Regions from separate parts of the Homo sapiens genome. Here region 1 is linked to region 2. A link is an interaction called in ENCODE POLR2A ChIA-PET data of the cell type or tissue named here. Cell type or tissue: PC-9. All regions are shown on one strand. Links, peaks and the distances in the headings refer to the core of each region. The heading gives the core; the rest is flanking DNA.

Region 1 (16,138 bases), core at 182-4,181, 55 kb after region 2:
CTTGATCATGCCACTGCATTCCAGCCTGGGAAACAGAGTGACACCCTATCTTAAAAAAAAAAAAAAAAACTGAAAGGATTTTTTAAGGTTACAAAGGCTTCTGGCTGGGTGCAGTGGCTCACACCTGTAATCTCAGCACTTTGGGAGGCCAAGGGGGTGGATTGCTTGAGCTCAGGAGTTCAAGACCAGCCTGGGTAACATGGCAAGATTCCCATCTCTATTAAAACAACAACAAAAAGTTACATAGACTTTTTTTTTTTTTTTCCCTTTGAGGCAGGGTCTCGCTCTGTTGCCCAGGCTGGAGTGCGGTGGCACGATCTTGGCTCACTGCAACCTCTGCCTCCTGGGTTCAAGTGATTCTCCTGCCTCAGCCTCCCAAGTAGCTGGGACTACAGACGCATGCCACCACACCCGGCTAATTTTTGTAGTTTTTAGTAGAGACAAGGTTTTGCCATATTGGCCAAGCTTGTCTCGAACTCCTGGCCTCAAATGATCCACCCGCCTCAGCCTCCCAAAGTGCTGGGATTATAGGCATGAGCCACCACACCCAGCTTGCATAGGCTTCTTTAAATTACTACTTAGCTTCATGGATGGATTTAAAATACAATAACTCATATAATTGAAAATTATATTAGAATATTTTAGACTGACCTCCCACATAAAACAGAAATGCCTTCTGAGGCTTTTGTGATAGTTATTCAGCCTTTAATTGTCTCTACCTCCACTGACCACTTTGTCACTACCTCTTGTGGGAGTTATTATTCCCAAACTGTGTCATTGAAAAGGAAGCCTCTCTTCTATAAATCAACCCTTCAAGTATTTTAAGAATCTTTCCAGGTCACCTTTCTCCAGACTAAATACACCCAGTTTCTTAACTTTCTCTTGGGTGATGTGTGTTCCAGGTATGCCAAATCTCTATTATATAGTTTTATATTGCCTCTATGTCTTCTAAACTGAAACGTTTTCCATTCAGTTTTGGCTATTATATAGAAGTCTAAAATGTCTTTTAATGTTAGATTTTCTGCCGAGGAACTGAGAGGAATTTGGATCTTTCCTGGAGTGAACTGAAGAAAGAAGTTACTTTAGCTGTTGAAAATGAGGTGAGGCTTGGGTAGAGAAAGAATAAGAATTCCTTCCATCTTGATATAGGGCAGATTGGTACTGACCGAGGAATTACTGGAATTCTTCACTTGACCTTGTTTGTTGGAACATATAAATGTTTAAACCTTTTAACTAGAGAATCAGATACACATTTGCATAGTCTATGGCCTTTAATACGTAAGGAATATTCATTTGGCTGTAGCTTAGTATAATGATATTGGACAATTATGTTTTTTGTGGACAAAGATCCTGAATGGCATCAAAAGTTTAATTTCTTTCATTTCTTCTTTGCCAGCTTCAAGGAAGTGTAACAGAGTATGAATTCTCCCAGGAGGAGTTTCGAAATTTACAACAAGAATTCTGGTGCAAGTTCTATGCCTGTTGTCTTCAGTATCAAGAAGCCCTCTCTCACCCTCTTGCCCTACATTTGAATCCACACACAAACATGGTGTGCCTGCTGAAAAAAGTAAGTGAGCTAAAGCATAGAGAAGACCTTCTTGAGACAGTTCAGTGGCTGTTATAACAAAATGCCTTCAGAAAACAAAAAGTTCAGTGGCTCTTGCCGAATGTTAGTCTGGTGAATGTTGCGGTTAGCATTTAGGACTTTGCATTTGTATTTTTTCCCCTAAAATTGTGATTCATTCATTTAAATAGTTTTCTGTGTTATTCTCTATACTTTTTTTGTATTTTATTGTATTTATTTCTTTTTCTTTTTTTCTCTTTTTTTGAGTTGGAGTCTTGCTCTGTCACCCAGGCTGGAGTGCAGTGGTGTGATCTCAGCTCACTGCAACCTCCGCCTCTGGGATTCAAGCAATTCTCCTGAGTACCTGGGACTACAGGTGTACACCATCACACCCGGCTAATTTTTGTATTTTTAGTAGAGGTGGGGTTTCATCATATTGGTCAGGTGGGTCTTGAACTCCTGTCCTTAGGTGATTCACCCGCCTCAGCCTCCCAAAGTGTTGGGATTACAGGCGTGGGCCACCACACCCGGCCTATTTACTTTTTATATTGAAGTAATTTCCAACTTAAGGTAAGAGTTACAAGAATAGCACAAAGAATTCCTGTATACCCTTCATCTGGATTCATCATTTGTTAACTTCCATATGCTTTTCTTCTTTCTCTAAACAGTTTTTCCTGAACTACTGAGAAGTTAGTTGTAGATATCATGCTCCTTTATCCTTAAATATCCTTAAATATTTCAGCATGTATCTAAGAACACAGATATTAAATAACCACAGCCCAATTTAAAAATCAGGTTATTTGATATTGACATAATATTATACAGCTTATATTCAAATTTTGCCAAATATAACATATATATATATATAGTTTATATTCAGATTTTGCCAATTGTGCCCATAATTTTTTTTCCTGATCCAGGATCCAATCTTTTTTTTTTTTTTGAGACAGTCTTGCTCTGTCGCCCAGGCTAGAGTCCAGTGGTGCAATCTCGGCTCACTGCAACCTCCGCCTACTGAGTTCAAGCGATTCTCCTGCCTATCCTCCAGAGTAGCTGGGATTATAGGCACGCGCCACCACACCTGGCTAGTTTTGTATTTTTAATAGAGACGGAGTTTCGCCATGTTGTGACCAGGCTGGTCTCAAATTCCTGGGCTCAGGTGATCCGCCCACCTTGGCCTCCCAAAGTCCAGGATCCAATCTAATATATGTATTTAGTTATTGTGTCTCTTTAGCTTAACCTCAAACTGTTATCAGCGTTTCTTTGTCTTTCATGAGAATGATGTTATTTGAAGACTATGCTTGTTTCTTTTTTTTGTTTGTTTGTTTGTTTGTTTGTTTGAGGCAGGGTCTTGCTGTGTCACCCAGGCTGCAGTACAGTGGCACTCTTTTTTTTTTTTTTTTTTTTTTTTGAGACAGAGTCTCGCTCTGTCACCCAGGCTGGAGTGCAGTGGCACGATCTCAACACACTGCAACCTCTGCCTCCTGGGTTTATGCCATTCTCCTGCCTCAGCCTCACCAGTAGCTGGGACTACAGGCGCCCGCCACCACACCTGGCTAATTTTTTGTATTTTTAGTAGAGACGGGGTTTCACCGTGTTAGCCAGGATGGTCTCGATCCCCTGACCTCGTGATCCACCCACTTCAGCCTCCCAAAGTGCTGGGATTACAGGCGTGAGCCACTGCGCCCGGCCCAGTGGCACTCTTAAGGCTCACTGCAGCTTCAACCTCCCAGGCTCAGGTGATCCTCCCACCCCAGCCTCCCTAGCAGCTAGAATTAAAGCTGTGTGCCACCACACTTGGCTAATTTTTTTTTTTTAGAGATGGGGTTTCATCATGATGCCCAGGCTGGTCTTGAACTCCTTGGCTCAAGTGATCCTCCCACCTCAGCCTCCCAAACTGCTGGGATCACAGATGTGAGCCACTGTGCCCAGCCAAGACTTACACCTATTATTTTATAGAGTGTATTGCAACTTGGGTTTGCCTCATGATAAGATGCACATCTCAATTATTTTATACCTTTAAAATTTTACTGACAAAAATGTAACTGGAAAATTTGTATTTCCAGGGGTACCTGTCTTTCCTTATTCCCTCATCCTTAGTGGATCATTTGTATCTCCTGCCTTATGAGAACCTTTTGACAGAAGATGAGACAACCATATCTGATGGTAATAGTAATTGTTATGTCCATATTTAATCCCCTTCCTATATAAACCCTATGCTTCGTTTCACATGGATACAAAAAATATCGATTGCCACACCTGTCTTGGTCACTTTACCACACCACAAATATTTTAATGAACACTTAAGAGACCAAAGCATCTCTGAGACCTCAGATAGATTTCTTGTCATTTAATTATTAACATTTTAATGTAATATCAATCAATAGATTGTCATTGGCTTAAGACATAAATGTTAACTTTCTCTTATTTGTAGATGTGGACATCGCTCGGGATGTCATATGTCTTATAAAATGCCTCCGGCTGATTGAAGAGTCAGTAACTGTGGATATGTCAGTTATAATGGAAATGAGTTGTTATAACCTACAGTCTCCGGAAAAGGCTGCAGAGCAGATTCTGGAAGATATGATCACTATTGATGTGTAAGGAGAATTAGGGTAAAGTGCATTTCCTAATGGAAATTCAGCATTTTTAGCGCCAAAGTTGGAATTTTAATGTATGTTCCAGAGCGTACAGAATAGTAGCTTAAAGTCAAACTGATGCGCCATGATTCTAAGTACATATTTCTACTTTTAACAGAAAATTTAACACGACTTCAAGTCTAGAAATAGACTTATAAAATATGCTTTAACAATTAACCGAGCTAAAAATTCTAAAAAGCAAAAGTGTTCTTCTCATGTTTGTTTTGTGTGTTGTTTATGAAAAACTGAGAGGAAATTTGCTATGCATAGGGACTGTATCTTATATGCCAGAGTGATTATCTTCATTCCTTTATCTGGTTCTCTTGTTTCATAATGTATTTAGCTTATAGGACATATAGAACTTGCCTTACGTATTCTCGGTAGTAATAAGAGTTTTGTAATTGTCCTTATAGAGAAAATGTGATGGAGGATATTTGTAGTAAACTGCAAGAGATTAGGAACCCAATCCATGCAATTGGACTACTTATACGGGAAATGGATTATGAAACAGAAGTGGAAATGGAAAAGGGATTCAATCCAGGTAAATGACAGAACAACAAATGTGCCTCTTTGATTAAAACAATGATGCATTCAACTCCATTTTTCTTCTTTTTACAGCTCAGCCTTTGAATATTCGAATGAATCTTACCCAGCTCTATGGTAGTAACACAGCAGGGTATATTGTGTGCAGAGGGGTGCATAAAATCGCCAGTACTCGTTTCCTGATCTGCAGAGATCTTTTGATCTTACAGCAGCTGTTAATGAGGCTTGGAGATGCTGTAAGTACTGCTTGAGGGAAAACTTGTAAAATCTAAAACCTGTTATAGGCCTACAAGCACTTAGGAGCAAAATGTCAGCCCTACTAGCACAGATACTTTTGTCTTGGTTCACTGCTTTATTCTCCCAAGCTTGGCCTTATGAGATGCTCTATAAATATTTTTGAATTAAGAATGAATAAGCATTGTAATCCTTGTGAGAGTATAGATTAAGAGCATATATGGAGGGGACGGTGGGGAGGGAGAACATCAGAAAGAATAGCTAATGGATCCTGGGCCTAATACTTAGGTGTTGGGTTGATCTGTGCAGCAAACCATCATGGCACACGTTTACCTACGTAACAAACCTGCACATCCTGCCCATGTACCCTGGAACTTAACAGTAGATTTTAAAAAACATACATGAAGCAGATTGCTTTACTCTTAACCTTTGTATGTGTAGTAGTGGAAAATTTTCCCAAGTTGGCTCTCCCAAAATGTAGTATTATTAGTAACTATGAATGTGGTAAGCATACCCTTTAGTATGGAGGAAGAAAAAGAAAACTCTTTTTTTTTCCTGTCTCTCTCTCTTTTTTTTTTTTTCTTGAGACAATCTTGCTCTGTTGCCCAGGCTGGAGTGTGGTGGCCTTATCTCAGCTCAAGCAATTCTCCTGCCTCAGCCTCCTGAGTAGCTGGGATTACAGGTGCGTGCCACCGTGTCCGGCTAATTTTTGTATTTTTAGTAGAGACAGGGTTTCACCATGTTGACCAGGCTGATCTTAAACTCCTGACATCAGGTGATCCACCTACCTCGGCCTCCCAAAGTGCTGGGATTACAGGCATGAGCCACCTTGCCCAACCTAAGAACTCTCTACAGTGCAAGGCTTACCCTAAACACAGTTTTGAGATGCAGGTTTATCTTTGTGGTCCTCCTAACTCTATTCTGTGCTTTCTTTTTCATTCTGTTCTTCTTAGACCACCAGACTCTTGTTGCTAATATATAGTCCTAATCACCCACCCTACTGAATGTCCCATGCTAAGAAATTATTTTTCTCCCCACAGTCAGACATCCCATTTTTTTCTAAGTCAGTAATCTCATTTGAGCCTGTCAAAGAAGGAATCTAATTAAACCAATTCATATTAATGTGTAAATAGCCAAAAGTCCTTTGGGGCTCCCATTTTAATTCTGACTTAAAATGTATAAATGTACTTATACATTTTAAGTCAGAATGTATTAACTCAGGCTGGGCACAGTGGCTCACACCTGTAATCCCAGCACTTTGCGAGGCTGAGGTGGGCAGATCACTTGAGGCCAGGAGTTCGAGACCAGCCTGGCCAACATGGCCAAACTCCATGTCTATTAAAACAAAAAAGTTAGCGGGGTCTGGTGGCACACTCCTGTAATCCCAGCCATTCAGGAGGCTAAGGCATGAGAATTACTTGAACCCAGGAGGCAGAGTTTGCAGTGAGGCAAGATTGCACCACTGCACTCCAGCGTGTGTGACAGAGCGAGATTCTGTCTCCAAAAAAAAAAAAAAAGAAATTATAAACCCAGATACATCGCTAATGGTAGAATTTCAAGCAAGAGTAAGAAAAAGGCCAGATGTGGTGGCTCATACCTATAGTCCCAGCACTTTGGGAGGCCAAGGTGGCCTGGTTGCTTGAGCCTAGAAGTTTGAGACCAGTCTGGGCAAACCCTCATCTCTACAAAAAAATACAAAAATTAGCCGGGCATGGTGCAGCAAGCCTGTAGTCCTTGCTACTTGGGAGGCTGAGATGGGAGAATTACCTGAGCCTGGGAGGTTGAGGCTGCAGTGAGCTGTGATTGCGCCATTGCACTTCTGCCTGCATGACAGAGTGAGACCCTATCTCAAAAAAAAGAAAAAAAAAATTGGGAAGATAATTTGTTTAAGATCACCAAGTTGAAAAATGAACCTTTCCTGAAAGTCTGTTAGGTTGGTTAGCCTTTACTAAGTTCTTTTTGATCTATGTAGATTCTTCCATTTTTTTCAGGTTTTTTGTTTTTTAAATTATAACTTTTGTCAATTTTTCTGAACACAGAAGTAATAAGATATTCATTGTAGAACCTTTACAAAATATATATAAGCAAAAATTTAAAAAATTTATAATTTTCTACCCAGTGATTACTACTTAAATTTTGCTATATACGTTTTTTTCCATGCACATTCTTTTTGGTTTGTTTGTGAAATTTAAATAAACTACATAGTATTTTTTGTAATCTGGTTGTTCTGTTCTTCCACTTTATAAATCTCAACATTTTTCTTTTTGTTGCCAGTTTTTCCTTTATGTCCATAATTTTCCGCACATCTTTTTTTTTTTTTTTTTTTTTTTTGAGAGTCTTGCTCTGTAGCCCAGGCTGGAGTGCAGTGGTGCAATCTGCAACCTCCGCCTCCTGGGTTCAAGAAATTCTCATATCTCAGCCTCCCAGGTAGCTGGGATTACAGATGCGCACCACTACACCAGCTAATTTTTATATTTTTAATAGAGATGGGGTTTCGCCATATTGGCCAGACTGGTCTCGAACTCCTGGCCTCAAGTGATCTGCCTGCCTCAGCCTCACAAAGTGCTGGGATTACAGGTGTCAACCACCGTGCCTGGCCACTTTCTGTACATCTTTAATTATATCTCTAGAATAAGTTCTAAAAACTAGAATTTGGTCTACAGGTAATGCACATTTTAAGGCTTTTGGTAGTACTGCCAAATTTGCTTATAATAATGGTCATACCTGTTTTTTTACCCAGCACCAGCAGTATATGAGAGAATTTAGATTTCCCTGTGTCTCTTCAATTCTTTTTTTTTTTTTTTTTTTTGAGACAAGTTCTCACTTCTGTTGTGCCCAGGCTGAAGTGCAGTGGCTCAATCTCGGCCCACTGCAGCCTTGATTTCCTGGGCTCAGTTCAGCTTCCTGAGTACCTGGGACTACAGGCACATACCACCACTCAGGCTAATTTTTTTTTTTCTTTTTTAAGACGGAGTCTTGCTCTGTCACCCAGGCTGGAGTGCAGTGGCGCGATCTCAGCTCACTGCAACATCCGCCTCCTGGGTTCAAGCGATTCTCCTGCCTCAGCCTCCCAAATAGTTGGGAATACAGGCGCCCACCACCATGCCTGGCTAATTTTTGTAATTTTTACTACAGACGGGGTTTCACTGTGTTGTCCAGTCTGGTCTCGAAATTTTGGGTCAAGTGATCTGCCTGCTTCAGCCTCCCAAAGTGCTGGGATTACAGGTGTGAGCCACTGTGCCTGGCCCTCTTCTTTAATTCTGAACCCACAGATTTAATGAAAGTTAAGCTTTTTATTGTTGGTTTCTTTTCATCATGAGCTTCCGTTACTTGGTGAGCTGTTTTTGATTATTTTTTGACTGTTAATGTTTGGGAAGATATTTTGCCACTTGCTACCGTAAAATGTAAAACGTGTTGCTTTTACAGTATTGTGACCTTTGTATTTGTTATTTTATTTTACCTCCACCTGAGCCGTAAGAGTTACCATTACTAATTGCTATAATTTCTTGTCTGGTCCACCTACCCATAATGTATAGGTGATTTGGGGAACTGGTCAGCTCTTTCAAGCTCAGCAAGACCTACTACATCGAACAGCTCCCCTACTCTTATCTTATTACCTCATTAAATGGGGAAGTGAGTGCTTGGCAACTGATGTTCCACTTGACACACTGTGAGTTTCATTATCCCAATTATTTAAAATGTAAATTGTGAGTTTAATTATTTTTCCCCTTGTCTTAAAGGGAAAAAGTTTTAGTGTTTTGTTTTTGTTTTTGTTTTTGTTTTGAGACAGAGTCTCGCTCTCTCTCACCCAGGCCGGAGTGCAATGGCATGATCTCGGCTCACTGCAACCTCCGCCTCCCAGGTTCAAGTGATTCTTCTGCCTCAGCCTCCCAAGTAGCTGAGATTTCAGGCACCTGCCATCATGCCCAGCTAATTTTGTACTTTTGTAGAGATGGGGTTTCACCATGTTGGCCAGGCTGGTCTCAAACTCCTGACCTCAGGTGATTTGCCTGCCTTGGCCTCCCAAAGTGCTGGGATTACAGGCGTGGGCCACCACGCCAGCCGGGAAAAAGATTTTTAACAGGATGCCGTAAAATTATATGCCATTAAGATTCAGAGAGCTTTTTGGTGCCTTTATTTGTTACAGGTTGAAGGCAACTTATAAGAATGAAAATAAGTCACATGTAATCATAGACTGTATGTATGTGTACAAATAAATTATGTATTATACTTATGTACTACACGTTTGTGTGTACATATAAATTATGTTGAATATAAAATACGATGAAACCAGAAGGAAAGACCATACACAAAATGTTACGCTTGTTACTTTAGGTAGGCTGAGCTTCTTTATAGCCAAATCCAAGAATTACAAGATTCACTTTTTTTTTTTTCTTGGAGATGGAGTTTCGCTCTTGTTGCCCATGCTGGAGTGCAATGGTGCGATCTCGGCTCACTGCAACCTCCACCTCCCTGATTCAAACAATATTGCTGCCTCAGCTTCCAGAGTAGCTGAGTTTAGAGGCGCCTGCCATCACACCTGGCTAATTTTTGGTATTTTTAGTAGAGGTGGCGTTTCACCATGTTGGCCAGGCTGGTCTTGAACTCCTGACCTCAGGTGATCCACCCGCCTCAGCCTCCCATAGTGCTGGGATTACAGGCATGAGCCACCACACCCCGCCGAGATTCACATTTTCAATAAGATAAACCATCCTGTTTGCTCTGGCTCCTCATTGAAGGGTCACGAAGTGATATTATGGGCAACAATCTATATTATAATGATTTCCAATTTTTTTTGTGCTTTCAGTGGAGCTTTTATGTGCAATTTATTAATTAAATTGACAGTGTTCTTCGTAGAAGAGCTTGTAGAAGTAATGTTTAGCATAGGAGAATTTACTAAGCTGTCTTTTCCCCTTTTCTCACAGGGAGTCTAATCTCCAACACTTATCAGTACTGGAATTAACAGACTCTGGTGCTTTAATGGCAAATAGGTTTGGTAAGGAGTGGACTATGTACACATTTCATTTTAAACTGGGGATTTATTGCATATTCATTAAAGTGGTCTTTTGCCACCTTTGCCATAGAAAGGTTGGCTAGGCTCTTTGCTTTCAGAAGGCATGAGTAAGCTGTGGCCTGAGATCTCCGTTTGTGGCATGGGGTCTGTGAAACTGTAGTACCAGATCAGGCATATGTTAAGGATATGGTATATATATGTGTGTGTGTGTGTGTGTGTGTGTGTGTGTGTGTGTGTGTGTGTGTGTGTGTGTGTGTGTGTATAGCTGCTTTCCCATTCTGTTTTGATGCTCCAGTGATTAACAAAATCATTTAAAAATTTATTCGTTCATGGTAACTTTTGTAATCTTAGTCAACAGATATTTAAAAGTATCCCTCATGTTTGAAAACCATTATTCTGGAGAATTTATTTTGTATTGTTCTGGTATAAAAGTTGAAATCCTGGGGCTAATTGTATTTATCATGAAGAATTTCTAGGGAAGGCACTTAAGTCTTGTGAGATCAGTGAAAAGAAATGACTATAACTTTGATGTGAATGGTGTTTTTATTGCATTTTTATAGTGCCTCACAATTTACAGACTACTTTTATTTATATTGCCACTGGATATATACCCGTGATACATTTTCTGTTTTGAAGTGCTAAATTGTTTGTTACAAGCATAAAATGAATTGATAGACTATTTTAATTGAAAATTGATAATTACCACTACACAAAACTGTCATAACTTTTTCTTTTTAAGTATCTAGTCCTCAGACTATTGTGGAGTTATTCTTCCAAGAAGTTGCAAGAAAACACATTATATCTCACCTCTTCTCTCAGCCAAAGGCACCTCTGAGCCAAACTGGATTGAATTGGCCTGAAATGATTACTGCAATTACCAGTTATTTATTGCAGCTTTTGTATCCTTTTATTTAGAAGCCAGTGAAAAGCTCTCTTCTGGCCGGGCATGTTGGCTCACACCTGTAATCCCAGCACTTTGGGAGGTGGAGGCAGGTTTATCACTTATGGCCAGAAGTTCGAGACCAGCCTGGCCAACATGGTGAAACCCCACCTCTACTAAAAATACAAAAATTAGTCAGGCGTGGTGGCCTGCACCTGTAATCCCAGCTACTCGGAAGGCTGAGACTTGCTTGAACTTGGGAGGTGGAGGTTGCAGTGAGCCAAGCTCGCGCCACCACACTCCAGCCTAGGCGGCAGAGCAAGACTCCTTCTCAAAAAAAAAAGCAGCTCTCTTCTATCTAAATAGTCTAAGGTTCTTATTCTGCCTATGTAATGAAATACCTAGGTCTGTTTTAAGACATTATTCGGCCAGGCGCAGTGGCTCACGCCTGTAATCCCAGTACTTTGGGAGGCAGAAGCGGGCAGATCACGAGGTCAGGAGATCGAGACCATCCTGGACAACACGGTGAAACCCTGTCTCTACTAAAAATACAAAAAAAAATTAGCCAGGCATGGTGGCAGGCGCCTGTAGTCCCAGCTACTTGGAAGCTGAGGCAGGAGAATGGCATGAACCCAGGAGGCGGAGCTTGCAGTGAGCCGAGATTGCGCCACTGCACTCCAGTCTGGGCAACAGAGTGAGACTCCGTCTCAAAAAAAAAAAAAAAGACATTATTCATTTGGCTGGGTGCTGCAATGGCTCATGCCTATAATCCCAGCACTTTGGGAGGCCAAGGCGGGCAGATCACTTGAGGCCAGCAGTTCAAGACCAGCCTGACCAACATGGTGAAACCTCGCCTCTACAAAAAAATACTAAAATTAGCTGGGCTTGGTGGCATGCGTCTGTAGTCCCAGCTACTCAGGAGGCTGAGGGAGGAGAATCACTTGAACCTTGGAGGCAGAGGTTGCAGTGAGCTGAGATCATGCCCCTGCACTCCAGCCCTGGCGACAGAGTGAGACTCTGTCTCAAAAAAAAAAAAGACATTCATTCAACAAATATTTATTGAATGACTCTATATGCCAGGTACCATGTTATGTGCTGGATGTCCACTGGCACCAATACTGTGTTCTGCGGTACACCAGCTGGAATTGAAAATGAACACCCAGGAATGAAATACAGGCTTTTAAAAATTTATTTATTTTTAGAGACAGGACTCTTATGTGTTGCCCAGGCTGGTCTTGATTTCCTGGGCTCAAGCAGTCCTCCCACCTTACCCTTCCAAAGTACAGGGATTGCAGGAGTGAGCCACCGTGCCTGGTGAAATAGATGCTTTATTCCATAGTTATCTGAGTTCTAAGCACTATAACAAGTCTCCTGGTATAAAAGTAACTGTTTAACTGTATTCTAGTGATGATGAAAGAACATGTGGTTGGCCAACTTCTCTGCCTTGTTTATGTAAATTAAGCTATTTTATGGACTTTTCTGAATTTGATGCCCAATGTATATGTTTAAGATTTGCCAACAAAAATTAAGAAATATCCTTAACCAATGACTAGATGGCCTAGCAATCCTGGTTGTCTCTTTCTAGAATGTTTGATGGGAAATTGCCAATATGTACAATTGCAGGTGAGTTCCTTTGAACATTTCATGTCTACACATTCTTGTAAAGCATGGGATTGCTGAATTTTTTTCTTTGTAAATGTTAACTGCATTTTAAAGAACCACAATAATTTAAACTTGATTATGTGAAGACATACCCCAAAGAGATTGTTCTCTATTTCTATACCATCCTGAACTTGCTTGATTTTGTCTGATCTACGAAGCTAAATAGGGTTGGGCATGGTTAGTACTTGGCTGAGAGAATACCTGGTTCTAAAGGCTTTTAAAGAAAGTAATAAAATAAATTTTTAAAGAGAGAGATTTTTCTCTACTTCTCTCTGGACAGTATAATTCCTAACGTGATTTTTTCTAGAGTATCTTTTTTTTTTTTTCCTGAAACGGAGTCTCACTCTGTTGCCCAGGCTGGAGTGCAGTGGCATGATCTTGGCTCACTGCAGCCTCCACCTCCTGGGTTCAAGCAATTCTCCTGTCTCAGCCTCCCGAGTAGCTGGGATTACAGGCACGTGCCACCGCGCCCAGCTAATTTTTGTATTTTTAGTAGTGACTGGGTTTCACTATGTTGGCGAGGCTGGTCTCGAACTCCTGACCTCAGGTGATCCACCCGTCTCCCCAGAGTGCTGGGATTACAGGCATGAGCCACCGTGCCTGGCCTCTAGAGTGTCTTTTTAAGAATTTGTCTCTGCTAGGTTTTCTTCATAGTAATTCAAATGTACTATTGTTTTCATATAAATCCTTTACTGGAATCTAGTCATTGAACCAATAAATACCAAAAATTGGAAAATTGCTGAGATGTAAAGTATGTGTATGTGTGTTACTGGACTCCTGTTTGTGTAAGGAAAGGGGGAATGGATGAAGAAGGAAGGCAACAGGGGTAGGTTTTAATATCAGAATTATGTCAGGAAATAAAACATTTGTTCAAACACTGTCTTTTCATCCTCTGTGACGAATAACTTGGGAATGAGTATCTCCTTAAGTAACATTTATTTTCTAATCAGAAAGCACCTTTTATGCCTTTAAGGATTATATTCAACTGCTACATCCCTGGTGTCAAGTCAATGTTGGTTCCTGTCGATTTATGCTGGGAAGGTGTTACCTAGTTACAGGAGAAGGACAGAAGGTAAACTACATTTGAATGGCAAATAAACTTTATAAACTTTAACGCAAGGAAGTTGCTTAGCTTCCATTTGACTAGGTTTTAGGGGATGGGAGACATAGAATCCTCTACATAAAGTTAAAGAAGACTGTACTAATGCCAGTCAAAGGCATTATATACATGTAAGGACTACTTTCTTGTATTCTGCAATTTAGATAGGACTCAGGAACATAAGAAAATATTAGAACTCTCCTGCCCCTGTGTGTTTTTAGAGATTCCTTTTATTATTATTATTATTATTATTATTATTATTATTATTTTGTAAAATCAGGGTCTCACTATGTTGCACAGGCTGGACTCAAGCGATCCTCCCACCTTGGCCTCCCCCAGTGCTGGGATTACAGGCATAAGCCACCGCGTTTGGCCAGGATACATTTTTATAAATCAAACTTATTTACTTATTTTATTATTTCTTTTAGACAGGGTCTTGCTCTGTCACCCAGACTGGAGTGCAGTGGTGTAATCAACAGCTCACTGCTGCCTCAACCTCCTGGGCTCAAGTGATTCTCCTACCTCAGCCTCTCAAGTAGCTGAGGTACTTGGAGGCTACAGGCGTGAGCCACCATTCCTGGCTAATTTTTTAATTTTTTGTAGAGATGGGGTTTTCCCATGTTGCCCAGGCTGGTCACGAACTCCTGGGCTCAAGTGATCTGCCCACCTCAGCCTCCCAAAGTGTTGGGACTACAGGCATGAGCCACTGCACACAGCCCAAATTTACTTATTAATTACATTTTTTTTATTGTTTTATGCTGCTTTTTTCTCGTTATGTAGTTTAAAGTTTTAATTTTTTCCCTGATGTTCTATTACATAAATTTTCAAACAGACAGGAAAGTTTAAAGACTTTTTACAGTGAACAGTATATACCTATCACTCAAATTCTACAATTGTTAACATATTGCTACAGTTGCCTTATTATGTATGTATGTGTCAATCATCTTATTAAGGTTTACTTTCTTTTTTTTTTGGAGACAGTCTTGCTCTGTCACCCAGGCTGGAAGGCTAGACTGCAGTGGCATGATCTTAGCTCACTGCAACCTCCGCCCACCAGGTTCAGGCGATTCTGCTGCCTCAGCCTCCTGAGTAGCTGGGATTACAGGTGCACGCCACCACGCCCGGCTAATTTTTGTGTTTTTAGTAGATATGGAGTTTCACCGTGTTGGTCAGGCTGGTCTCAAACTCCTCACCTCGTGATCCACCCGCCTCAGCCTCCCGAAGTGCTGGGATTACAGGCGTGAGCCACCCCACCCGGCCAATGTTTACTTTTTAATTGGTAGCACTTAAGTGTGAGATACATTTTTAAAAATATGAATGCATCACATAGAATTCATATGTGTCAGAAACTATACATAGAGTAGACCATGTTAAGTAATCTTGTTTCTTTTTTGGCTTTCCCTTACATGTGAACCCCTGATTCATAGCACCTAGAATTTGAATGATCTGTTACAAGTCATTTTATATTTTATTTCTCCAGGCTCTGGAATGTTTTTGTCAGGCAGCATCTGAAGTAGGCAAAGAGGAATTCTTGGATCGCTTGATTCGCTCAGAGGATGGGGAGATCGTGTCTACCCCCAGGCTGCAGTATTATGACAAGGTACATCATGTCTTGGTTTGGCCTTATACCACCCTGTGTAAAAACACATCTGAAATACATTGCTTTGCTATTTTTGGAGAAAAATACTATAAAAATTCAGTTGCTCCCTGAACTTCCAAATTTAAAAAAAATGAATTTGCCTAGAGAAATTAAAGAAACATGGCCGGGCACGGTGGCTCATGACTGTAATCCCAGCACTTTGGGAGGCCAAAGCAGGCAGATCACCTGAGGTCAGGAGTTTGAGACCAGCCTGGCCAACATGCCAAAACCCTGCCTCTACTAAAAATACAAAAATTAGCCTGGCGTGGTGGCGGGTGCCTGTAATCCCACCTACTTGGGAGGCTGAGGCAGGAGAATCACTTGAACTTTGAGGTGGAGGTTGTAGTGAGCCAAGATCGTGCCACTGCACTCTAGCCTGGGTGACAGAGCGAGACTCCGTCTCCAAAAAAAAACAAAAAGAAATTAAAGAAACATATTTTAAGTTAAAATTTTTTCCCAGGATCTATAATTAGGGTTAAATGGTGAAATGTAATAAATACTTTTAACTGAAATGAAATTTTCGTCATGGTATTTTATTAGCCCAGTTGCCATTAGAATTTTATTATTTAATTTGCACTTTACTAGTCTTGCTGATATTTCTGGGAATTGACTAGTAATGCTGTATTTAGCCTTAGTTTATAATTTGGACTTGAGGGTCCTCTTGACCTGTTTCCTGCCCCTCTTTCCTCTGGTCACTCCATTGTAACAATGGTGACCTTCTTACTGTCTCATTCAAGTCAAGCGCATGCTCTATTCTCTTAGGGCCTTTCTGCCTGCTGTTCTGTCAGCCTGAAATGCCCTTCCTCACACCCTCATTCCATTCAGGTCTCTGCTTATCTGTCACCTCCTCAGATAGTGCCCTCT
Region 2 (16,138 bases), core at 7,493-11,492:
CAGGCTGGAGTGCAGTGGTACGATCTCAACTCACTGCAACCTCCACCTCCTGGGTTCAAGCAATTCTCCTTCCTCAGCCTCCCAAGTAGCTGGGATTATAGGCACCCACCACCACTCCCAGCTAATTTTTCTATTTTTCTATTTTTTAGTAGAGATGGGGTTTCACCATGATGGCCAGGCTGGTTTTGAACTCCTGACCTTAGGTGATCCACCTGTCTCAGCCTCCCAAAGTGCTGGGATTACAGGCATGAGCCACCATGCCCTGCTCGTTTATTTACTTCTCTAATAAATTTGCTTTCACTTAAAAAAAAAAATTAGCCAGACATGATTGTGCATGCCTATAGTCCTAGCTACTCAGGAGGCTGGGGCAGGAGGATCACTTGAGTCTTGAGTCCAGGAGTTCAAGGTTGCAGTGAGCTATGATCACGCCACTGCACTCCAGCCTGGGCAACAGAGTGGGACCCTTTCTCTAAAAATAATAATAATAATATTTCTCTGCTCTTCAGCACAGACAAGTTTCTCAAGTCATCTTTCTTCCTTACCACCCATTCCTTTTTCTGCCTGTTCCAATCTTGGGAACCTCTATTCTTCCTCAGGGCCTTTGCACTTGCTGTGATCCTCTTAGAAGGCTCTTCCAGATAATAGCATTGCTTGCTCTCCCACTGTCTTCAGTTCTTTACTCGAATGTAACTTTAGCAGATCATCTTGTAAAAAATAGCAACCCTGGCCAGGTGTGGTGGCTGACGTCTGTAATCCCAGCACTTTTGGAGGCCAAGGAAGGCAGATCACTTGAGGTCAGGAGTTCGAGACCAGCCTGGCCAACATGGTGAAACCCCATCTCTACTAAAAATAGAAAAAAAGTAGCCAGGCGTGGTGGCACATGCCTGTAGTCCCAGCTACCTGGGAGGCTGAGACAGGAGAATTGCTTGAACCAGGGAGGCGGAGGTTGCAGTGAGCCGAGATTGCGCCACTGAACTCCAGCCTGGGCAAGAGAGCAAGACTCTGTCTCAAAAAAAAAAAAAATAGCAACCCTTTTCCCATCCTTGGTTCTTCCAATTCCCCTTAATCTGCTTTTTTTTTTCTGTAGCTCTATGACCATCTAAAATACTACATGTTTACTTGTTTATTTGTTTATAGACCATCTCTCAATCAGTAGAATATATGCTCCATGAGAGAGAGAGTTTGTATCTTTTGTTCCCTGTTTATTCCTAGCACACAATAGATAAATATTTGTGGAGAAAGAGGAAGGAAGGAAGGAAGGAAGGAAGAAAGGAAGGAAGGGAGGGAGGGAGGGGGAGGGGAGGGGAGGGAAGAGAAGAAGAAAGGGACGGAGAGAAGGGGAGGAAGGGAGGAAGGAATAGAGGAAGAAAGGAAGAACTGCAGCATTTCTCATTCAGGTAGAGAAGGAATTGAGGAGACTGAGAAGTGGCCAGAGAGGTAGGAAAAGAAAAGCCAGGCACATGAAGGATAATAGAAGTGTAGAGAGAAAAGCAATTTTTTTTTTTTGAGAGGGAGTCTTGCTCTTGTCGCCCAGGCTGGAGTGCAGTGGCGCGATTCAGCTCACCGCAACCTCCATCTCCCAGATTCAAGCAATTCTCCTGCCTCAGACTCCCGAGTAGCTCACATTACAGGTGCACACCACCACACCCAGCTAATTTTTGTATTTTTAGTAGAGACGGGGTTTCCCCATGTTGGCCAGGCTGGTGTCAAACTCCTAACCTCAGTTGATCCTCCTGCCTAGGCCCCCCAAAGTGCTGGGATTACAGGTGTGAGCCACCATGCCTGGCCAGCATTTTTTTTTTGTGGTGAAATATACATAACAAAATTTAACATTTTTAACCATTTTAATTAAGTGTATGGCTCTGTGGCACTAAATACATTCATATTGTTGTGCAACCATCACCACCATCCATCTCCAGAACTTTTTCTTCCCACAGTGAAACTCTGTACCCATTAAGCATGAACTCCCCATTCCCACCTCCCTCCAGCTCTTGGCAACTGCCATTTTGCTTTCCTTCTCTATGCATTTGACTATTCTAGGTATCTCACATAAGTGGGATCGTACAGTATTGTCTCATTGTGACTACCAGCATATACACAGGTTTCAAGGTCCTATTTGGGGTCCCCATTCCTTCTCCTGATAACTCTCTCTCCATAAATAATCTGATCAATTTCCAAATTAAATATCGCATATAGGCTTCATGGGCAAGTGACCTGTGCAGTTACCTGTAGGTCTCTGTGCTTGGTTTGATGTTATCCTCTTGACGTCTGGAAGTTATTAATAATTTTTTAACATGAGGCTATTTATCTTCATTTTGCACTGGGTCCCACAAATTATGTAACCAGTCCTGCTCCCAAATGTGTAACTTTACCCTGGACTACTCTTCTGAGCTCTTGTCTCATATACCCAGATGTCTACTTGATATCTCCACTTGAATGATTTAAAGACATGCCAGGCTGTTGTGGGAAGTCAGGGACCCCGAATGGAGGGACCAGCTGGAGCCGCGGCAGAGGAACATAAATTGTGAAGATTTCATGGACATTTACCCGTTCCCAAATAATACTTTCATAATTTCTTACACCTGTCTTACTTTAATCTCTTAATCCTGTTATCTTTGTAAGCTGAGGATGTACGTCACCTCAGGGCCACTATGATAATTGTGTTAACTGTACAAATTGATTGTAAAACATGTGTGTTTGAACAATATGAAATCAGTGCACCTTGACAAACAACAGAATAACAGCGATTTTCAGGGAACAAGGGAAGACAACCATAAAGTCTGACTGCCTGTGGGTTCGGGCAAAATAGAGCCATATTTTTCCTCTTGCAGAGAGCCTATAAACAGACATGCAAGTAGGGAAGATATTGCTAAATTCTTTTCCTAGCAAGGATTAATACTGTGGGAAAGGAATGCATTTCTGGGGGAGGTCTATAAACTGCCGCTCTGGGAGTGTCTGTCTTATGCGGTTGAGATAAGGACTGAAATACGCCCTGGTCTCCCGCAGTACCCTCAGGCTTACTAGGGTGGGGAAACACCCCGCCCTGGTAAATTTGAGGTCAGACCGGTTCTCTGCTCTTGAACCCTGTTTTCTGTTGTTTAAGATGTTTATCAAGAAAATACGTGCACCGCTGAACATAGACCCTTATCAGTAATTCCGCTTTTGCCCTTTGCCTTGTGATCTTTGCTGGACCCTTATCAGGAGTTTCTGATTTTGCCCTTGTCCTGTTTCCTCAGAAGCATGTGATCTTTGTTCTTTTTGCCCTTTGAAGCATGTGATCTTGTGACCTACTGCCTGTTCTTGCACCCCCTCCACTTTTGAAATCCTTAATAAAACTCCTGGTTTTGTGGCTCAGGTAGGCATCACAGTCCTACCAATATGTGATGTCACCCCCGGCAGCCCAGCTGTAAAATTCCTCTCTTTGGGCCAGGTGCGGTGGCTCACGCCTGTAATCCTAGCACTTTGGGAGGCTGAGGTGGGTGGATCACAAGGTCAGGAGATTGAGACCATCCTTACTAACACGGTGAAACCTCATCTCTACTAAAAATACAAAAAAGTTGCCAGGCGTAGTGGTGGGTGCCTTTAGTCCCAGCTACTCGGGAGGCTGAGGCAGGAGAATGGCGTGAACCCGGGAGGCGGAGCTTGCAGTGAGCCAAGATGACACCACTGCACTCCGGCCTGGGCAAGAGTGCAAGACTCCGTCTCAAAAAAAAAAAAAATTCCTCTCTTTGTACTCTTTCTCTTTCTCTTTATTTCTCAGCTGGCTGACTCTTACAGAAAATAGAAAGAACCTACGTTGAAATATTGGGGGCGGGTTCCCCCAATACCAGACTGGGCACAGTGGCTCATGCCTGTAATCCCAGCACTTTGGGAGGCCAAGGTGAGAGGATAGATTGAAGCTTGAGACCAGCCTTGATGACAAAGCAAGACTCCACCTATACAAAACGTTTTTTTAAATCAGCTGGGTGCAGTGGCACGTGACTGTGGTCCCAGCTACTCAGGAGGATTGTTTGAGCCCAGAAGTTCAAGGTCACATTGAACTCAACCAGGCGCAGTGGCTCATGCCTATAATCCCAGGATTTTGGGTGGCCAAGGTGGGCCTATCACTTGAGGTCAGGAGTTTGAGACCAGCCTGGTCAACATGGTGAAACCCCATCTCTACTAAATTAGGTGGGCATGGAGGCATGTGCCTGTAATCCCAGCTACTTGGGAGGCTGAGCCAAGAGGATTGCTTGAGTCCAGGAGGTGGAGGTACCAGTGAGCCAAGATTGCACCATCTTGTCTCAAATGAATAACTAAATAAATAATAAAAATAAATTTTAAAAAAAGATATCTTTAACATATCAAAAAACAAACAAAACAAAAAACTAACATATCAACATATCCAAAAGTAAGTTCTTCTTTTTTTATTTTATTTTATTTTTTTTGAGACAGAGTTTTGCTCTTGTTGCCCAGGCTGGAGTGCAGTGGCACAATCTTAGCTCACTGCAACCTTTGCCTCCCAGGTTCAAGTGATTTTCCTGCCTCAGCCTCCCAAGTAACTGGGATTACAGGCACCTGCCACCATGCCCGGCTAATTTTTTGTATTTAGTAGAGACAGGGTTTCACCATGTTGGTCAGGCTGGTCTTGAACTCCTCACCTCAGGTGATCCACCCACCTGGGGCTCCCAAAGTGCTGGGGTTACAGGTGTGAGCCACTGCGCCTGGCCCAAAACTTAGTTCTTAATCTACTCCTCTAATCTTTACTCCATCATTCTTGCCCACCATTCCAACCAGAAACCTGGGAGCCATACTTTCCTCCTCTTTCCCCCATTCTCTCCTACCCCATCCAACCCACCAACAAGTCAGAAGGATTGTACTTCAAAAGTATGTTTCAGATTCGTCCACTTCTCTCCAGTCAGCTACCCTGTTCTAAGCAACTATCATTTCTCATCTGGACTCCTGTAGAAACTCCTAGCTGGTGTCCCTACCTTACTCTGGCTCCTTCCTCAAAGCTAAAAATGGTTATTTTCCATATGACATTTAAGTGCTCTTTTAAAATAAATCATAATGTGCCCAGGCACGATGGCTCATGCCTGTAATCCCAGCACTTTGAGAAGCTGAGGGTGGCAGATCACCTGAGGTCAGGAGTTTAAGACCAGCCTGGCCAACATGGCAAAACCCCATCTCTAATAAAAATACAAAAATTAGCCAGCTGTGGTGGCAGGTGCCTGCAATCCCAGCTACTCGGGAGGCTGAGGCAGGGAGAATCGCTTGAAACTGGAAGGTGGAGGCTGCAGTGAGCTGAAATTGCGCTACTGCACTCCAGCCTGGGCGACAGAGCAAGACTCCATCTCAAAAAAAAAAAAAAGTCAGCTTTGAATAAATCTGTTGAATGCAAATGAATGAATGAGAAGGTGCTTGCTGCGGAGAACAAGGACTTAAAGGCGAATGGCATCGGACTCTCCTAATCAGATGCTTCCATCTCCACAACAAGGGTGACTAGTCAATGGGACCAGAAATCCTACAAGTATGTTGGCTGAGTCTTCCTGGTCAGTGCTTGAAAGAACAGGAAATGTTCCATCTTCTGGTTTGATCAAATCCTTATTTAATGAATACATTCTTTCTTTCTATTTAAGACTTCTGGCCAGGCACAGTGGCTCACGGCTGTAATCCCAGCACTTTGGGAGGCCAAGGCGGGCAGATCATGAGGTCAGGAATTTGAGACCAGCCTGACCAACATGGTGAAACCCTGTCTCTACTAAAAATACAAAAATTAGCTGGGCTTGGTGGCAGGTGCCTATAGTCCCAGCTGCTCAGAAGGCTGAAGCAGGAGAATTGCTTGAACCTGGAAGGGAGAGGTTGTGGTGAGCTGAGATCACGCCATTGCACTCCAGCCTGGGCAACAAGAGGGAAACTCTGTCTCGGAAAAAAAAAAAAAAAAAAAAAAGACTTCTAATCAACTTACATTTATGTCTTTGGAGTCACATTATTGTTTCCAGAGGGGCTACATAACCTGACTCTGATTCCCTGCATGTGTCAGTAGTGTGATGTAAGGCCTAAAATCAATTTTTTTTTTTTTTTGAGATGGAGTCTGGCTCTGTCGCCCAGGCTGGAGTGCAGTGGTGCAATCTCAGCTCACTGCAAGCTCCACCTCCCGGTTTCACACCATTCTCCTGCCTCAGCCTCCCGAGTAGCTGGGACCACATGTGCCCGCCACCACGCCCAGCTAATTTTTTGTATTTTTAGTACAGACAGGGTTTCACCATGCTGACCAGGATGGTCTCGATCTCCTGACCTCATGATCCACCGCCTCGGCCTCCCAAAGTGCTGTGATTACAGGCATGAGCCACCACACCCCACCCTAAAATCAATATTATGTGCTGTCTTGACTGGAACTGGGTGTGGGGGGCCTTGAGTGGCCTGACAGCAAGTTTTCCTCCCCACTCTGCTCCGGTGGATAAGATCCTCTAGCCAGATAACCCTCACTATCAAATGGACTAGGTGCAATTCCTGCTTATTCCTGAGTAGCAGGTTTCAGTTCCCATGGAATTATTCAAACAAGCCAATCACATCCTCCTTAAGAAATCAGGAAGCCCCTCACCCTCTTGATACTGCAAAGCTTGACCCTTCCAGCCCCTGACAGTTCACTCTTTTCCCGGGTGTAACCGCCATGTGGCTCTGTGAGGGGCAGAGTCCTCCCCTGCCTGAATCTATGTGACTAATAAACTGCTGTGGGTCTCATCTGCCCAGTATTGGGTGTCACGGGTTTGGCCATCTCCATAATTCTAGGGCAAGCATCCCTCTCTTCCCAACAGATAAGTAGGAGGTGATCAAAACAAGTAGTTTAATTTTTAGAGGGTATATCGGCCAGGTGCAGTGGTTCACGCCTGTAATCTCAGCGCTTTGGGAGATTGAGGCAGGCTGATAACTTGAGGCCAGGAGTTCGAGACCAGCCTGGACAACATGGTGAAATCCCATCTTTACTAAAAATACAAAAATTAGCTGGGTGTGGTGGCACATGCCTGTAATCCCAGCTACTCAGAAGGCTGAGGCATAAGAATCACTTGAACCTGCGAGGCAGAGGTTGCAGTGAGCCAAGATTACCCCACTGCACTCCAGCCTGAGCACAGAATGACTCTGTCTCAAAAAAAAAAAAAAAAAATTCAGAGGTCTATTAGTAAGGTGCATGTGCAGGTATCAAAGACCCAATAGAGTGGTTTAAACAAAACAAGTCTGTCCCCCTCCACGGTGAAGCAGCTCATTCCTCAATGCCATCAGAGGCCCAGCTCTTCTGTCTTGTAGCTCCCCCACCCCTAAGGCATGGCCCTCACCACATGGTTCTTATGGTGGAATCAGTGCATCTCACTTGTTGGGATGTACCCAAGTTTACTTTATCCCCGTGAAAAGAACTGCAAATGTCCCCAACTCCATGACTTAAGACCAGTTATAGAAGCTCAAAAATTAGATGTTCCAACATATTTCAAAATCTTAAACCCAAAAGCAGTTGGGACACCCAGCCCCTCAAATGGAGTCTGGCACAGTGACAGTATAGAATCATAGTTAAGGATGCAAATTCTGGGCAGGTGCAGTGACTCACACCTGTAATCCTAGCACTTTGGGAGGTGGAGGCAAACAGATCACTTGAGGTGGTCAGGAGTTTGAGACCAGCCTGGCCAACATGGTGAAACCCCGTCTCTACTAAAAATACAAAATTAGCCCGGGGTGGTTGTGGGCACCTGTAATCCCAGCTATTCGGGAGGCTGAGGCACGAGAATCACTTGAACCTGGGAGGCAGAAGTTGCAGTGAACCAAGATCACACCACTGCCCTCCAGCCTGGGCAAAAATAGGGAAACTCTGTCTCAAAAAAAAAAAGTGGGGGGTTGTGATGGATGTGTGCACCTAGCACAGAGCTGGGCACAGTGCAGGGATTCAATGAATGGTAGATCTGGTACTCCTTACCCCACTTGCCCAAAGAATTTGAAGGGGGCAGTAAATATTCAAGATTGGGGTAATTTTGACCTAGTGTATGACAGTGAGACGTATAAGTATAGACACACTGAAAACGGCAAAGCCAGGCCGGGCTCGGTGCCTTACTCCTGTAATCCCAGCACTTTGGGAGGCTGAGGCAGGCAGATTGCTTGAGCCCAGGAGTTTAACAAAACCATCCTATGCAATAAGGTGAAACCTTGTCTCTTGTATCTACAAAAAAAAATACAAAAGTTAGCCAGGCATGGTGGCACATGCCTATAGTCCAGGTACTCGGGAGGCTGAGGTGGGAGAATGTATTGAGCCCGGGAGGTTGAGGCTGCAGTGAGCCATGATGATGTCAGTGAACTCCAGCCTGGGTGACAGAATGAGACTCTGTCAAGAAAGAAAAGAAAGAAAGAAAGAGAGAGAGAGAAAGGAAGGAAGGAAGGAAGAAAGGAAGGGAGAAAGAGAGAAAGAATGAGAGAAAGAGAGAAGGAGAGAGAGAGAAGGAAGGAAGGAAGGAAAGAAAGAGAGAGACAGACAGAGAAGGGGAGGGGAGGGGAGGGGAGAACAGAAGGAAATGGCCAAGCCTATATGTAGCTACCTTATGTGACTACCTTAAAGGAGATTGTTGTGAGGATAAAATTAAATGAGTTAATGTGTGTTAATGTTTAGCACCATGCCTGCCTCATAGCAAATACTATGTAAGTATGAGCGATTATAATTATTATGGTCATCATATCTACAAGAGATTGATATTATTTACTTGTCCTTGGCATAGCCTGTGGGCATTTGTTACTTGCTGGTATTTAAATGTAAAATATCATAAATGTGACATTGTCTGTCTCTCCTAATAGAGTTTCCATGTATGAGGTAATTGGAATTTTACTACCCCCATTTGTGGCAGTTGAGTGAAACTGGCAATTGCTAACATCGTAAAAGGGACACAAACTGCCACCCAGCTGTGCTAGAAAACAAGGTCAAATTTTTTTAGAGTTCCTGACTGTCCAGGATTTTTCTTAAAGCTATTCTGTAGAATTTTCAGTACAAAAATAGGTGTGAACTGTATTCACTTTGTAAAGGAATGAGTTGGCCACTGTAGGACCAAGACTGGTATTGTTCAGTGAACCAAATTCCTGTTCACTGATGTTTTGGGTTGGGCTGACCTTATGAACTGGATTTCTTTTCAAATGGGTGTATTTTTCCTTATTGCAAATTTCCTTCAATTCATCAGCAGAGATTCTAGCCACTCTGTTGGGAGCTTGTGACCCTGGTTTGGATGGCTTATGAACTTGTCTTTCAACAAATGCTTATTTTTTTTTTGTAGTTTCTGCTTGGCACTGCCCACTTTCCCTCTGGGACACCATCTTAGGCTTCTGTCACCACCCTCTGCTTTTGTCCCCTATGAATCACTTCCTTTGGGTCACTTGAGACTTTTCTCCTGTAGAAGAATCTAATCTGCACTAACAACCAAGTTGAAAAAGACCTTCCTAGAGTACTGCTTTACCATTCATTCAATGGTTCCTGGGCTCCATGACTTGAATGCAATTCACACACCCGCTGCTTTATTTATCTATATTATAAGGATTGACATGGCGCTTAAAAGGGCATTGCATTTTCTAATATAATCTTCACTGTACTGTGGGTAATCTGTGGCAAGCCTAGGTTTTATCAATGGAGCTATCTGCTGCCTTAAAGAACTCACTTTTCTCTGGATTTTCTTATCTACAAATGTCTATTTTACTTATTTATCTATACCCTATCTTCTTACAAGAATAATCTAAAGGCCACTTATACAAACACTATAGCAAGATAAAATAAATTTGAAACAGAAACCACATAGCAAAGGGAAAGTAAAGGTATAGAGGTAAGATGCAAGTCATGAAGTTTTTGCTATAGATGGCATAAAAGTTGACTCGGAAACTCCTGGTAAGGCCAGGTGCAATGGCTCATGCCTGTAATCCCAGCACTTCGGGAGGCCGAGGCAGGTGGATCACTTGAGGTCAGGAGTTTGAGACCAACCTGGCCAACACGGTGAAACCCCATCTCTACCAGAAAATATAAAAATTAGCTGGGCATGGTGATGCATGCCTGTAATCTCAGCTACTAGGGAGGCTGAGGCAGGAGAACCGCTTAAACTGGGGAGACGGAAGTTGCAGTGAGCTGAGATTGCACCACTGCACTCCAGCCTGGGTGACAGGGCGAGACTCCATCTCAAAAAAGTATAAGAAGAAGAAAAGAAACTCCTGGTAATCAACACAAAGGGAGAAATCAGATGAGGTACAAAATGCATAGTCTCTAAAGGATAAACATATCAGTTGCATAGGTGTAGCACAATTCTTCTAGAGCTATAATCTTTCCCATGAGTCCTCCCAAAGGAATTTCCCTAATACCTTTTTTTCTCTTTTTTTTTTGAGACGGAGTTTCCCTCTTGTTGCCCAGGCTGGAGTGCATAGGCGTGATCTCAACTCACCGCAACCTCTGCCTGCCAGGTTCAAGCGATTCTCCTGCCTCAGCCTCCTGAGTAGCTGGGATTATAGGTATGTGCCACCACACCCAGCTAATTTTGTATTTTTATAGAGATGGGGTTTCTCCATGTTGGTCAGGCTGGTCTCAAACTCCCGACCTCAGGTGATCCACCTGCCTCGGCCTCCCAAAATACTGTGATTACAGGCTTTAGCCACTGCACCCCAGCTTTTTTTTTTTTTTTTTTTTTTTTTTTTTTTTTGAGAAAGGGTCTGGCTCTATCATCCAGGCTGGAGTGCAGTGACTCAATCTCGGCTCATTGCAACCTCTGCCTCCTGGGCTTCCATCCTCCCACCTCAGCCTCCCAAGTAGCTGGGACTACAGGACCACCACACCTGGCTAATTTTTCTATCTTTTGTAGAGAACGGGGTCTTGCCATGTTGTCCAGGCTGATCTCAAAGGGATTATAGTCATGAGCCATGGTGCCCGGTCAATAACATCTTTCTCAAAGCACAGTGATGAATTTCATGGACCTTCCTTATAATACCAAGGCACAAGTTAGCAGAAGCATTTCTGCCAGAGGCTGGAAAAAGTGACTAATCTCCTCTGACACTACCAGGGAATAAAGGATGAATAGAATGATTTCCGAGGAAATGCTATGGGGGCCTTAGAGAAGAGGAATGAGAAAAGTGTGTGGTGACAGCTATCCAAACTTTTGAGGTCCTATAAAATGCCAAACACCATTCAGGATTTGATCAAATCTATTATTTGAAGCTATGGTGACCAAAGAACCTATCTGTTTAACTCAATTATCTGAATTCCCCAGCCATTCCCTAACCCTTGTCCTTGTTTGACCTTTTTGTCCCCACAAAGAAGAATGGGGGCTGGGTGCAGTGGCTCACACCTGTAATCCCAGCACTTTGGGAGGCCGAGGCAGGTGAATCACTTGAGCTCAGGGGTTCGAGACCAGCCTGGGCAACATGGCGAAACCCCATCTCTACAAAAAATATGAAAATTAGCCAGGTGTGGTGGTGCATGCCTGTAGCCCCAGCTACTCAGGAGACTGAGGTAGAAGGATGGCTTGAGCCTGAGAGGCATAGGTTGCAGTGAGCTGAGATTGCACCACCACACTTCAGCCTGGGCAACAGAGCAAGACCCTGCCTCAAAAAAAAAAAAAAGAGGGCAGGGCACGGTGGCTCATGCTGTAATCCCCCCAATACTTTGAGAGGTCAAGGTGGGCGGATCACAAGATCAAGAGATCAAGACCATCCTGGCCAACATGGCGAAACCCCATCTCTACTAACAATACAAAAATTAGCTGGGCATGGTGGCATATGCCTGTAGTCCCAGCTATTCAGGAGGCTGAGGCAGGAGAATCACTTGAAGCTGGGAGGTGGAGGTTGCATTGAGCCGAGATTGCACCACTGCACTCCAGCCTGGCAACAGAGCGAGACTCCGTCTCAAAAAAAAGAAGAAGAATTTGGAAGGAGGAAGACAGTCTTGGGAAAGGCTGAGAGACAGTCCCAGGAGGGCATGTAAAAGAGGGTTGAATAGGATGTGAACGAGCACTCAAAGAAGGCCTCATTTAAATGGAGCCAGATGAACTTCTGTAGGTTCTTTGACCCCATACTGACTTTAGCTTTTTTTTTTTTTTTTTTTGACGCAGTCTTGCTCTATAGCCCAGGTTGAAGTGGCACAATCTCGGCTCACTGCAACCTCTGCCTCCCAGGTTCAGGCGATTCTCCTGCCTCAAGCTCCCAAGTAGCTAGGATTACAGTTGCACGCCACCACATTCAGCTAATTTCTGTATTTGTAGTAGAGACGGGGTTTCACCATGCTGGCCAGGCTGGTCTTGAACTCATGGCCTCAAGTGGAATATTCTGTGAGTTTTGACATGTATCTACCATCATAGCATCATACAGAGTAGTTTCACTCTAAAAAATTCTGTGTTCTGTTTCACTCTCGAAAATTCTCTCTCCAACCTACCCCTGCGTGCTTTTAGCTTTTAAGAAAATTCTGGGCTGAGCGCAGTGGCTCACGCCTGTAATCCAAGCACTTTGGGAGGCCGAGGTGGGTTGATCACGAGGTCAGGAGATCAAGACCATCCTGACCAACATGGTGAAACCCTGTCTCTACTAAAATACAAAAAATTAGCCAAGCCTGGTGGCACACGCCTATAGTCCCAGCTACTCGAGAGGCTGAGGCAGGGAAATCCCTTGAACCCGGGAGGCAGAGGTTGCAGTGAGCCGAGATCGCACCACTGCACTCCAGCCTGGGCAACAAGAGCGAGACTCCATCTCAAAAAAAAAAAAAAGGAAAAAGAAAATTCCGGCCAGGCACGGTGTCTCATGCCTGTAATCCCAGCACTTTGGGAGGCTGAGACAGGTGGATCACCTGAGGTCAGGAGTTCGAGAGCAGTCTGACAAACATGGAGAAACCCTGTCTCTACTAAAAATACAAAATTAGCCAGGGGTGGTGGTGCATGCCTGTAATCCTAGCTACTAGGGAGGCTGAGGTGGGAGAATCGCTTGAACCCGGGAGGCGGAGGTTGCAGTGAGCTGAGATCACGCCACTGCACTCCAGCCTGGGCAACAAGAATGAAACTCTGTCTCAAAAAAAAAAAGAAAATTCTGTTGAGTCAGTTCTACATACAAGGACATTGCCTGGCAAGGATGGCAGTATTGGACATTAGATTTCCTTTCTTCACTACCAAGTTTTGCATAGTATCTCTTTGATTAAAATCTAATTTAGCTTCTTCCTATCAGGGCCCATCAGTTTAAATCTCATGATATAACCCAGGAGATGGATAAATTGTCTCCAACTAGAGAAAAAAAATTCAGCTTAGCTGAATAACTAAATTTACATAAATAAAACTCAGCTATTGTGGACATTATTTAATTGATGTTAATTTGAAGTTATACAGTGTTTTCTTTTTCTTTTCCTTTTTTTCTTCTTTTTTGAGGCAGAGTCTCACTGTTGTTGCCCAGACTGGAGTGCAGTGGCGTGATCTCAGCTCACTGCAACCTCCGCCTCCCAGGTTCAAGTGATTCTCCTGCCTCAGCCTTCTGAGTAGCTGAGATTACAGGCGCCCACCACCACACCCAGCTAATTTTTGTATTTTTAATAGAGATGGGGTTTCACCATGTTGGCCAGGTTGGTCTCAAACTCCTGACCTCGGGTGATCCGCCTGCCTTGGCATCCCAAAGTGCTGGGGTTACAAGCATGATCCATCACGACTGGCCTACAGTGTTTTCATTCTGAAGCTCAAAAAAATCAGCATGTAATCAGCACATGAATTTTCATAATTGTCCTGTTAAGTGCACAAAGGGAGATCCAAATGAATCCAAGAAAACAGGGCTCACATGTTTCTACACATTAGAAGGGAATGGAGAAGGGAACAGGGTAAGGACGAGAATGAAAGCTAAAAAATGTCGGCAAATGTTAATAATGAAAACTTTAAACCCTGAAAAAGGAAGGATAATAATAGCTTTCTCTGAGTCAGCTTTCAATCTGCACAGAATATCATCGCTAACAGGGATCTAAACTTACCAAAAAAAAAAAAAAAAGGCGGAGGGGAAGAGAAAGAATTTTTTTCTAACTTCCCTTTTGTAGATTAATTACCAATTTATTCACCAGTTGGTGATTTGGCATCATTTCGAGTCAAAACAAATGCTTTTGTGTAGACTAAAGTTCACTGGTAAATTTAAACTAAAAATAAGATTTTCAAAAGTATTTTTAAACCGAATTTAGAAATTTAAAACATTTTTAAGACTTTCAAAAACTGTATGTTACTAAAAGTAACATTGACCCTTGATATTTATCTGAGGAATTCTCTGGAGGAAAAAAAGGATTTCATCCTGGAGATAAATTGGGCCAACTCATCTGTAGTCTTTGGTTTAATTAGCTAAACTCTTCCAGATGGAGAACATTTGAAGCAAAGGAATATTTCTGAGCCCCCTGGAAGTGTTAATAAACACAATAATATGTTACATGTAAAAGAAAATGTGCCCTTTATCTTTGAGGAAGTGTTTGGTAGCATTATAATTTTCAGTTTGACTATTGAAGAAAAAAGCTCTCATTTTATTCAACATTCAACAAACAAATACTGAGTGCTTGCTTTTCGCCAGTGCTAAACACCAAGACAGGACAGGACCCCTGCCTTTATGGAATCTCACAATTCCACCAGAATTTGCACTCCCACCAGAATTTGCCTGGCACATAGTAGCAGCTGGGTAAGTATTTGTCGAATACGTGAGTGAATGATACAGACACTTGAATAAGGAATTGTATTCGTAAAGATTTGAACAAATTACTATGGTCAGAGGGAAGCATGGGGGCCTCAAGCTGTCAGAGAAGGCTTTGCAAAGGAGTTTGTCAGATAGGAGCAGGAAAGACTTGCAGACACAGAAAATGGCACTTGCAAAGTCAGGGAGAGAAGAAACAGTAACATATATTTAGGCAACAGCTAGTAATTTGTGTGGTTGGAGAGTAATGTGTATAAGGAATGTGCCCAGAAGGTAGTAAGACCACAAAGATGGGTTGGGGCTTATTTGAGGAGGACCCTGAAAACCTGCTAAGGTTAGACTTGACCCTTTAGTATGTGTTGGTGTTTTAGAAAGATAACTCGAGACATAGTATTAGAGGATACACAGAAGGAGAGAAGGAAGGAAAAGATACCAAGGGTTAAGTGCCATGTTTGTGCCCATCCCTAGGCTAGATCCTCTATGTATTTATATTAAACTCATTTAATCCTTGCAATACTCCCATTGGTTACCTAATATTGTCCTTATTTTCAGCGGGAAACATTCAGAGAAATTATGCAATTTCCCCCAGACCATACAGTTAATAAAAGATGGGACTAGGATTTGAAACCAGGGTTCTAAAAAAATCTTGTTGGAGAATAAAAATACCAATGGACTCATACAAATTAGTATTAGGGAAAATAAACAGTAGAAGACTGGAGAAAGTGAATATTAAGAAAGACACACATGTAAGACGCAAGGGGAAAAAAGCATGACTATACAAAAGGATATTTACAGTAAGGAGATACAACACAGGAAGTGGAAAGATAATCACAGAAAAACCACAACATGTGTTTTTAAAATGCAAAGCCCCTGGGAAGAGAAAGCAAATGATACAATAATGCCATTCACTCTGGCATCCTGTGCATTTGGTTTTGCTCTTTACTCTTTTTTTTTAACTTTAAACAATTTGTTATGAGAGTAACAAAGATACGGCTTATGATCTTGTAACTCTAATGCTCTAAATCAGAAACAGATGGTGCCTAGTGTACCCTGTTTCCTAGAAACTGCAGAACTTTGAGGACAACACCCTCTCTGCACTGCACCACTGATTTCAGTTCCTTCACAGATACTAATACATGGCTAAATAACGTGGTTGCTGAGTATTGTATTGGAATATCTGTTTTCCTTGCTCGGGAATCTTTTTGAAGTTTAAAACTTTTCTCCATTTTTATTCCTTTTTCTGATTCAAAAAGTAATTCCTTTTTATTGTGACAATTTTTAAAAATATGGAACAAAGAAAAAAATAAAAATCCCCATTCCCTTCCCACCCAGCAATAACCAACGACCACTGTTAACATGTTGACAACATTCTTCTAGTTATTTTTCTGCACACACAAACACACTTCATAGAAAACTGAATGTATAGAAATTGTTTTCTAATTGTTTTGTTCACTGAGCAATAAATACTTTACATTTT

The links. ChIA-PET counts read pairs that join two places held together with the same protein. Peaks named below come from ENCODE experiments on the same cell type or tissue, not always from the same donor. Only the 100,000 strongest peaks of a DNase experiment are listed, where the experiment ranks them.
Region 1: POLR2A ChIA-PET joins it to region 2 with 6 read pairs; 4 of 35 experiments call an interaction of 5 or more read pairs at or near these places.

The regions. Positions count from the first base shown.
Region 1 is chr11:47,800,908-47,817,045 of GRCh38, reverse strand. NUP160 (nucleoporin 160) reads left to right here. Exons shown (of 36, transcript NM_015231.3): 12 at 1,017-1,100; 13 at 1,397-1,567; 14 at 3,631-3,730; 15 at 3,999-4,164; 16 at 4,617-4,744; 17 at 4,822-4,982; 18 at 8,517-8,650; 19 at 9,906-9,976; 20 at 10,734-10,893; 21 at 12,428-12,497; 22 at 13,510-13,608; 23 at 15,116-15,235. It also overlaps the pseudogene RNA5SP340. Among named protein-coding and RNA genes, the nearest start is that of NUP160, 39 kb to the left of the region's middle. RefSeq lists enhancers at 2,665-3,165, 3,166-3,666. In PC-9, for the core only: no CTCF peak of the experiment used is centred there; no DNase peak of the experiment used is centred there.
Region 2 is chr11:47,862,891-47,879,028 of GRCh38, reverse strand. No RefSeq gene overlaps it. Among named protein-coding and RNA genes, the nearest start is that of NUP160, 23 kb to the right of the region's middle. RefSeq lists an enhancer at 15,800-15,849. In PC-9, for the core only: no CTCF peak of the experiment used is centred there; a DNase peak (open chromatin) is centred at 9,068; H3K27ac peaks cover 858 bases.